2 separate regions of the Homo sapiens genome follow, and region 2 is linked to region 1. The links are chromatin contacts, found by Hi-C or POLR2A ChIA-PET in ENCODE. All regions are on one chromosome and are shown on one strand. Each heading gives the region's core, a stretch centred on a gene start or an enhancer-like site at or near the end of the contact. The rest is flanking DNA. Distances are from core to core; before and after follow the strand shown. Region 1 overlaps SV2C (synaptic vesicle glycoprotein 2C). Region 2 overlaps IQGAP2 (IQ motif containing GTPase activating protein 2).

Evidence for each region. A loop is a pair of places that touch in the nucleus more often than their neighbours do. ChIA-PET counts read pairs that join two places held with the same protein, here RNA polymerase II (POLR2A). Pooled maps may share reads with other maps.
Region 2: a loop to region 1 is called in a pooled map, with 2.2 times the contacts of the local background. The contact joins two enhancer-like sites. A Hi-C loop is called at or near these places in 1 of 50 pooled maps. POLR2A ChIA-PET finds 5 or more read pairs at or near these places in 3 of 52 experiments (Caco-2, RWPE1 and naive thymus-derived CD8-positive, alpha-beta T cell).

The regions. Positions count from the first base shown.
Region 1 is chr5:76,328,599-76,333,318 of GRCh38, reverse strand. SV2C (synaptic vesicle glycoprotein 2C) reads right to left here. Exons shown (of 13, transcript NM_014979.4): 13 at 1-4,720. Among named protein-coding and RNA genes, the nearest start is that of SV2C-AS2, 19 kb to the right of the region's middle. Within about 2 kb of position 2,043, at least 4 of the 41 ENCODE cell types and tissues checked have a DNase peak (open chromatin) inside an H3K27ac peak, as active enhancers do.
Region 2 is chr5:76,519,161-76,523,652 of GRCh38, reverse strand. All of the region lies in intron 2 of IQGAP2 (IQ motif containing GTPase activating protein 2), which reads right to left. Among named protein-coding and RNA genes, the nearest start is that of F2RL2, 100 kb to the left of the region's middle. Within about 2 kb of position 2,317, at least 5 of the 41 ENCODE cell types and tissues checked have a DNase peak (open chromatin) inside an H3K27ac peak, as active enhancers do.

The sequences.
Region 1 (4,720 bases), core at 794-3,293:
GGATACATAACTGCATGGATGCTAAGAAAGTGTATATTAAAAAAGACATTTCTTTTTTCTTCTGACTGACATAGGACATAGATTCAGTAAAGCAAATATATAACAATAGCAGCGGAGATGAAGTTAGGCCAATTTGTCAAGTTCTATCTAGGTAGGCCTGGTGAATATCAAGGCAAGAAAGGAGTTTCCTTCTTGGATGACTACGTGGGCGCAAGAGGGGAGACACTTTGCAACTTCAAACTAGTTTCATTTTGTTTGCATAGCATGAAATAGCCAATTTTACTGTACATTCTTTCTGAAGGAATGACACCCATAGATAACAGTGGATTCTCTGTACTGGGTCCTATTCTGAGTCAATACAAATGCAGAAAGAAACCCTTTGTGAATCACATGAGGTTGAGCTTGCTAAGTCTTTCCCCTTCCTTGGACTTAGGGGCAATGCTGACCCATAAATCCATGATACTCAATGTGATGTGGCCTGTGTCTATGCAGTGGGAGGCCAAGCATTCTTTAGGGCTTTAGATGGTGGTATGCTGGCAAATGTTTAACAACTGTCTTAGGGGTTAGGAGGAGTCTGATTTGCATGGCTTTGTTGCTTTCCATGGCTTTGTTGCTTTCCATGGTATAAATACCACCACTATAGCTGATCTCAAACTACAAAAATACTGTCACTTGGGAAGGTGTGTGTAGTAGTATACCTGTATACAGTATTTCTACCATACAGACATAATAGGCATACATTACCTCATGGGCACAGATAATGGTAAAATGTAGTAAAATAAGTAGAAAGTGATGAGCTTTGACTATATGTTGCCTTTGCTTTTAGCTATAATTTATCTAATCTTATTTAATTTTTTAGTAATAGCTATGTTTCTCAACTGACTCTCAAAAGTTCTGAAAGTTTAACAATCAGTTCGGATGAACCGGTTCAAAGCTATTCCAGCTCATCACTAGCTTTAGATGACTCCAGCCCCTGTGAGCAGGCTGCCTAGTCACTCCCCAGGCACCACAAAGCTGTTTTGGACTTTGCACCCCTGCTGCTGGGGTAGATTACCCGCTTGAGTTGAAACCCGTCTGAGTCTGAACAAAGGGTTGAAAACTGCTTTCTGCTCCTAGTCCTGGGCACTCTTGGATCTAAGGGGAGCATGAATGCAATAAAGTAGGCAGAGAGTGGACAATCTCAGCAATTTCAGCATTCAGACCTGACTGGAAGGCACCTAGCCTTCAGCACCAAGTGGGGAATCTTCTGCAGACATGGAGAGTACCATCTACCTCCACTAGCCAATGAATCTCAAGAACCCAGGTAGGAACATCCTGGTCTTTCAGGAGTCAAACGCTGAGCTCTCAGACTTCTGCTCTGGAGATGGGCTGCTCTGATTCCATACCAGCTGTGCCCATCCTATCAGGGCACAGGCACTGAAAAGCAATTGGAAATCCAGCCCTGCACAGGGAGCTGTGCCAAAGCCAGCAGCCTTGCGTTCACACTCCCCCTGCACCCATTCCTGTTCTTCACCTTCTCCTCCTCTGTGCCTCCACAACAGGCATGGATGGGCCTTTCATCCCAAGTGCCCCAGGAAAGCTTGGCCTTGCTTTTGTACACTGCTAGAATTAAGAGGTTGTCGACCAGAGGAGGAAAAGAAAAAAAACAAAAGGGAAATAAAGGAAATGAGTGGGCACTGCCCTGAGGAGGTAAGAAGAGAACTGGTGGGCAAAAATGGCAATGGGGCTCTCAGAGGAGGGTAGAGGGTCACTGACAACTACCCTCTTTCTGCTCTGCCCCCCTGCAGGCCCTAGAACCCCAAACATCCTTTGCAACTTCAAGACACTTGCAACAACACGCACCAGTTTTAAACTGAAACCCAAAATACCCCTGCTACTGGCTGTCAGAACCTGTTTTCTGGATGGCTTATCTGCTGAGGGTAGCGAGGAGGGAAGCTGCTTTAGGATGTCTGCAAAGATAATTGACTCACCCACAAATCTTCAAAATCAGAAAGGAAACACCCTGGGAGGCACAGACCAGGGGAGTGGCAGCAGCTGCAGGCTTTGCTGACTTAGCTCTGAAGAGAAAACCCCAACACTATTCGCTGGGGAACAGACCCCCTAGCTCCTGTCTCTGGTTTCACACCATGAAAAGAACACCTCAGAAGAAAGCGGGACTTTAGGCCAGGTGTAGTGGCTCATGCCTGTAATCCCAGCACTTTGGGAGGCCAAGGTGGGTAGATCACTTGAAGTTAGGAGTTGGAGACCAGCCTGGCCAAAATGGTGAAACCTCGTCTCTACTAAAAATACAAAAAATTAGCCGGACATAGTGGCATGCACCTGTAATCCCAGCTACCTGGGAGGCTGAGGCAGGAGAATTGCTTGAACCTGGGAGGCGGAAGTTGCATTGAGCCGAGATTGCACCACTGCACTCCGGCCTAAGTAATAGAGCGAGACTCCGTCCCCCGCCCCCCCGCCCAAAAAAAAAAAAAAAATGCTCTAGAGAGATGGGGCTATCTCTGCTCCTGATTCTTTTCCTTGAATAATATCTTAGTGCAATATCCTGCTGAGATTATTTAAGGGAACAACTTATGTGTGGTTTCATTTTTCTCATTTTCCAAGTACTAGTTAATAGTCTCTCCAACAAAAACCAGGTAATCAAGGAGCTTTCTCCTCTCATCAAAGGTTATCTCAATGACTGAATAGTTCCTGCACTGCCTGCTGAAGGCTATTATTTGTTTTAAATGTGGAAAAATAACACTTTGTATTTATGGGGGGGGGCGCGGAGGGTTCACATGTAATGGGGGTCAGTGTGAGAGTGTCTTCTCTCATTCTGTTTTCCTTGCCCTCATTTAAGTCCTCCATAGGCTTAATTATTGCACACAGCAGTGTCTCAATACGTATCACATGGGAGGTGCTCAATAAGTATTTACTGGATAATCATATGAAATGACAAGAGATCAGTGAAGGCTCGGCTCAGCTCTTCCCCTGCCCAACCATGCTAGCCTTAAGTAAGAGCTGAAACAGACCCATAAACTGTATTCTTGTAACTCAAAATCCTGGGATTACTAAACTGCATTTAGATATTGTTTAAGAAAGACTGAAGGGAGCCCTGGCAATGGCTCTGTGACTGGTTGGTGAGAGACGGGCGACAAGAGGAATGGTCAACATTTAGAGCAAAAGAACATCACACGGAGAACTGTTACGCCATACCTGAAACAATGAAGGGACACACAATACATCCAGAATATACTAACAGGTTTTTTTTTTTTTTTGTCTACATTACAGATAACAAGAGAAGCTTTACTTAAAATACATACTTTGCTGAGCATAAACAAAAACTGTGAGAAACATATAGTCCACTTCAGAGTTTCAGAAGTTGTTGCAATACTGGTGTTTTTAGGCTTAGTAACCAGACTAAGTTTGGCACGATGTGAGGATTAAAGAAAACCTAACATACAGCCGATATGCCCCTTAACACCAATATCCCAGTTGTCTTTCTGTGATACCAGGTGAAGGCCAAATTCAGACATTCCTGGCTCCAGAGCCTTTAGTGCATGAACAGATCAGGTATATTACTGAAGAAATAGGTAAAGGCCATTTTGACATCAAACAGAAAAAAAATTGGAGAATATCATATTCTATCTATTTTGATTGGCAGAGGGAATCAGAAAGTATTCCCCTGGACTGCTTTGGAAATGACCCCAGCATTTAGAAAGTCTCTGCTGTGTCCTAATCTCTTTGCTGGAACCTTATCAGTGGTATCTTGGACTCTCCCTTCTGTCACTACATTTCTTTTCCCACCTCCCCTTTGATCTCTTAAGGTATCTTGAAAGACAACTAAGCAGTTTTTGGTGAAAACCTGAACTCTGATTTGGTGAGATTTGTCTATTTGCCAATATAGGTAAAATCACTGAAAAACTGTTTCTGAAGCCTATGTATAATACTTAAGGCCATGTTTCAAGAAAATAATGGAATAAACAGTCAGGAGAGCTGTAGGGTAATATTGCAATTATAGTCTTCTAACCTAAGCGCGTTTATCTGGCAAGGCGGGGCCCTTTTCTGGCTGGGTGATGGTAACTGTCAAACCTGCAGTGAACAGAGATACTAGTCAGGATGCTGAGATGCTGGCAGGGCAGACAGCATGGGGACTGTGCTTTCTGGCCTATTCCATGCGGGCTTCCCAAACAACTTCCTACACTCTTTTTATGCGTGCCTATTTCCTAATTTTTCAGTTTATAAACTAAACCTATTTAGTGCTTGTAAAAATGAGTTGAGGCCGCCAGTGGCTCACGCCTGTAATCCCAGCATTTTGGGAGGCTGAGGTGGGCCGATCACTTGAGGTCAGGAGTTCGAGACCAGCCTGACCAACACGGTGAAACCCCACCTCTACTAAAAGATACAAAAATTAGCTGGGCGTGGTGGCGCATGCGTGTGGTCCCAGCTACTTGGGAGGCTGAGGTGGGAGAATCACTTGAACCTGGGAGGCGGAGGTTGCAGTGAGCAGAGTTCCCACCACTGCACTCCAGCCTGGGCAACAGAGTGAAACTCCACCTAAAAAAAAAAAAAATGAGTTTAGCATAAGAAGGCAGATAAGATGAAGCTATTTTCATTACTGTCTTCTACAATGCTGGAGAGTGGAGAGCAGACTAGTCCCAATCCTTTATTTTGTGCACGGGGAAAGTGAGAACTAGAGATGTTCAACGACTTACAGTCTCCACAGCAAGATCTGGGTCCCTGT
Region 2 (4,492 bases), core at 1,068-3,567, 190 kb before region 1:
AGGATGAAAACTGAGCTCTTACTGCATAGCTGATTGGACAGAAAGAGATTAGAAATTCCTCCACACACTATACTTGTAACAAGCTACATTTCCATGTCTTATTCAGCTGTGCCTTGCCTATTTGACATCTGCAGACAAAAACGCATGCATTTTAGAAAGACATGCAAATTCCCTGTTTCAACCCAGGTAGCAAAAATTTGATATGGCGAGATTGCTAATGAACACAGCATACAGTTCAATAATCTTTCCCAGTGAAAATTAAGGCTGGTCGTGGTGGTTCAATGGCTGTAATCCCAGCAATTTAGGAAGCCAAGAGGGAGGATCGCTTGAGCCTAGGAGTTCAAGAACAGCCCCAGCAGCATAGAGAGACTCTCCCCCTTACAAAATTTTTTTTTTTTAAATTAGCAGAGTGTGGTGGTGCCTGCCTTTGGTCCCAGTTACTTGGGAGGCTGAACTGGGAGAATCACTTGAGCATGGGAGGTTGAGGCTGCAGTAAGCCATGATCACACCACTGCATTCCAGCCTGGGCAGCAGAGTGAGACCTTGCCTCACAGAAAAAAAAAAAAAAAAAAAAAAGGCAAAAGAAAATTAAGACTGAAAGAAAATTTGTGAGTTTGCTGATTGCATTTCCTCTCCTTCTGAGGTTAAGATCTTTTACAAAAAGGCATGTAATTTGTAATGGGGATGGATGGTGGTAAGAAAGAAAACGGGGTCATTTACTTAGGCAGAAATAAATAGAAACATAAAAACATAAAATCTCAAGGCCAAAAAGAAACTTAAAAAGATCGATTCCAAAAACTCCTCAATTTCCTGACTAAAGTGATATTCAAAGTAAGTGGCTTCCAAGGCCCTTGTATTGAGTGTCCAAGGCACACAGAACAGATTTCCTTGGTTAATGATTGATCTTTCTACTCTACCATACTATCTCTGCTCTATCAAGGTACATAGGAGTAAAGCTTTTAGTCAATGGTAAGCATTTTAGAATGAATCATACACTGTCACGTTGTAAATTCATTTTGAGTGCTGCTGAATTCTCCTTTCTGCATTCAAGTTAAGTCTGCTGTCAATATACAGAATTTAGCATGCCTAAATGAAAGAAATAAATATAAACATCGTACATTTCCTTGAGGTAAGAAATAGGACTTGAGACCCAACCTTAAGCTGTTAAATGGCCAGGCGCGGTGGCTCATGCCCATAATCCCAGCACTTTGGGAGGCCGAGGTGGGTGGATCACTTGAGGTCTGGAGTTCAAGACCAGCCTGGCCAACATGGCGAAACTCCATCTCTACTAAAAATACAAAAATTAGCAGGGCATGATGGCAGGCACCTATAATCCCAGCTACTCAGGAGGCTGAGGTAGGAGAATTGGTTGAACTTGGGAGGCAGAGGTTGCAGTGAGCCGAGATTGCGCCACTGTACTCCAGACTGGGCGACAGAGAAACACTCCGCCTTTAGAAAAAAAAAAAAAAATTCTAGGGATATGCTCCCTCCTGGTTACATAAAAGAAGAAGGCAGAAAGCAATGTGGCCCAGCTTTGTTTTCTCTCTCACATCAGCTATGGACAGGGCTCCTTAGTGGAGAAGTTTCTGTTTCCATCCAATAACTTGAGAACAAATCCATACCATCTCATTACTTGTAAGAATGATTTAATTGTAAACATATATGATTTTATAGAGATTCTGTTGGTTGCATTTTTTTTTTTAATTATCAATTCTTTTGAATGACACAAACACAGAAATTAGAGGAATTGATCTCCAAGCAGGCCCCAAACTAGCAGCCTCAGTAATGCCTGGAACTTATTCAAAATGTAAATTCTCAGACCTATCCCAGATCTATAGAACCAGAAATTCTGGGAGTGGTACACAATCATCTGTGTTCTAACAAGCCCTCCAGGTGGTTCTGAAGTAGCTAACATCTGAGAGCAACTGAACCAGAACATTCCAAAATGCTACAGTGACGTGTGTTGATGGACTGAAAGTCACGGGACACAGACAGGCACACGATGGTCTCTGGTTCCTAAGAGCTTTCTCTACAGGGGCTCTGAAACTTGTACAAAGCATCAAGCTTATCCAAGTTAGATCACTTTCTGGCAAATATCTATGGCAGACGCTGCCTAAAAGTGAGTCATTTTCCAAAAGTATGGAGGAGTTTTATAAAGACAGAATTTATGACTCAGTTTTCTATTGTTTAAGTGGACAGCTAGTTCTATCCATTACAAATTAGATTTTGCCTGCTTTTCCCCAAAGACAGAAACTGTAACTGAAAATAAAGATGAGAGAAATAGGAAATAGTGACGTAAGTATGCTCTCTGGTCTGTTGTCACTTATGAAAAGCTGGCTAGACCCGTGGAATTGGTACACATAGTCACTGCCCTATTAAAGGGGACCTTCTGTCATTGAGGGCCTGGGTCCAACACTAAATAAGATGGAGATCTGGACAAATAATTATGTTTTCTAGTGTACCTACTGCAGTAAAAGAAACTTAAATCAGATTCTGAAAACATTTCTGTTAGGAAGAAAGGTAAAAAAACAAACAAAAAACCCCCAAACATCAGAATCAATGGATTCTTCAACTTTAAAGAGAGATAAAAACTATAAAACACTGATGAAAGAAGTCAGAGACAATCTAGATAAAAGGAGAGACCTAGGCCGGGCGTGGTGGCACATGCCTGTAATCCCAGTACTTTGGGAGGCTGAGGCGGGTGGAACATGAGGTAAGGAATTTGAGACCAGCCTGGCCAGCATGGTGAAACCTCGCCTCTACTAAAAATACAAAAAATTAGCCGGGCATGGTGGCGTGTGCCTGTAATCCCATCCACTCGGGAGGCTGACGAAGGAAAATCGCTTGAACCTGGGAGGCGGAGTCGGCAGTGAGCCGAGATCGTGCCACTCACTGCACTCCAGCCTGCGTGACAGAGTGAGACTCCGTTTCAAAAAAAAAAAAAAAAAAAAAGAGGAGAGACCTATGATGTTCATGGACTTGAAGATCTAACACAGTTGTCACTTCTCAAAGTGATCTATAGATTTAATGCAATTCCAATCAAAATCCTAGCAGAATTTTTTCAAGGGATAGACAAGCCAATAATAAACTTTATACATGAAAATGGCAAAGGAATTTAAATAGCTAAAATAATTTTGAAAAAACAAAAGTTAGAGTACTCATACTACCCAGTTTTAAGACTTACTATAATGCGCCGGGCGCGGTGGCTCACGCTTGTAATCCCAGCACTTTGGAAGGCTGAGGCGGGCAGATCTCCTGAGGTCGGGAGTTCGAGACCAGCCTGACCAACATGGAGAAACCCCGTCTCTACTAAATATGGTCAACTGGTTTTTGACAAAGGTATAAAGGCAATTCAATGGAGAAGGAGTAGTCTTTTCAACAAGTGGTGCTGAGATAATTAAAAATCCACAGGCAAAAAACCCCCCTTAACTTATACCTTACATCTTATATAAAAATTAACCCGAAATTGTTACAGACCTACATGTAAAACATAAAACTCTTGGGAAAAAAAAACACCCAGGGAATCTCTGTGGCTTTGGATTAGGCAAAGAGTTTTTAGATATGACACCAAAAGCACAAACCATTAATGAAAAAAAAAAAGATAAATTGGACTTTATTGAAATTAAAGACTTTTGCTCTTTGAAAGATTCTGATAAGAGTAAAAAGACAAGCTACACACTAAAAGAAAATACTTGCTTTTTATATATCCAACAAAGAACTTGAATCCAAATATACGAAGAACTCACAGAACTCAACAATAAGAAAGCCGAATTTTAAAGAATGGGCAAAAGAGTTGAGCAGATAGTTTACCAAATGAGCAAATAAAACTTCTATATGAAATGTCAAAGGAGTTTAAATAGCTAAAATAATCAGCCATTAGAAAAATGCAAAACAATAAACTACACTGAGATACTACCACATATCTGTTAGAATGGCTAAAACAAAAAGCTTAATATCAAGTGTGAGGAAGTTGCAGAAAAAAATAGAACTCACATATATTGCTGGCACGAATGCAAAATGGCACGGCCATCCTGGAAAATGGTTTGTTCATTTATTATAAAGTTAACCATACATCTTCCATATGACCCAGTACTGCTAGATACTTATCCCATAGAAATAAAAAACTATATTCACACAAAACTCTGTATACGAATGTCTATGACAGCTCTATTCATAATCAGCAATAACTGAAAACATCCCACATGTCCTCCAAACAAACTGTGGTATCTCTCTCCAAGGCAATACTATCCAGCAATAAAAAGGAACATATCATTACACACAACATGGATAAATCTCAAATGCACTACGTTGAATAAAGGCTGCCAGTCTTAAAAGATTACATGCTTTATGAATCCATTCATGTGATATTCTGGAAAAAGTAAAACCATAGATCAGTAGTTGCCAAGGGTTTGGAGTAGAGGAAGGTTGTGCTTAATTACTGAGAAGTAGCACAAGGGCTACTTTTAGGAATAATGTAGCAGTTTAGTATCCT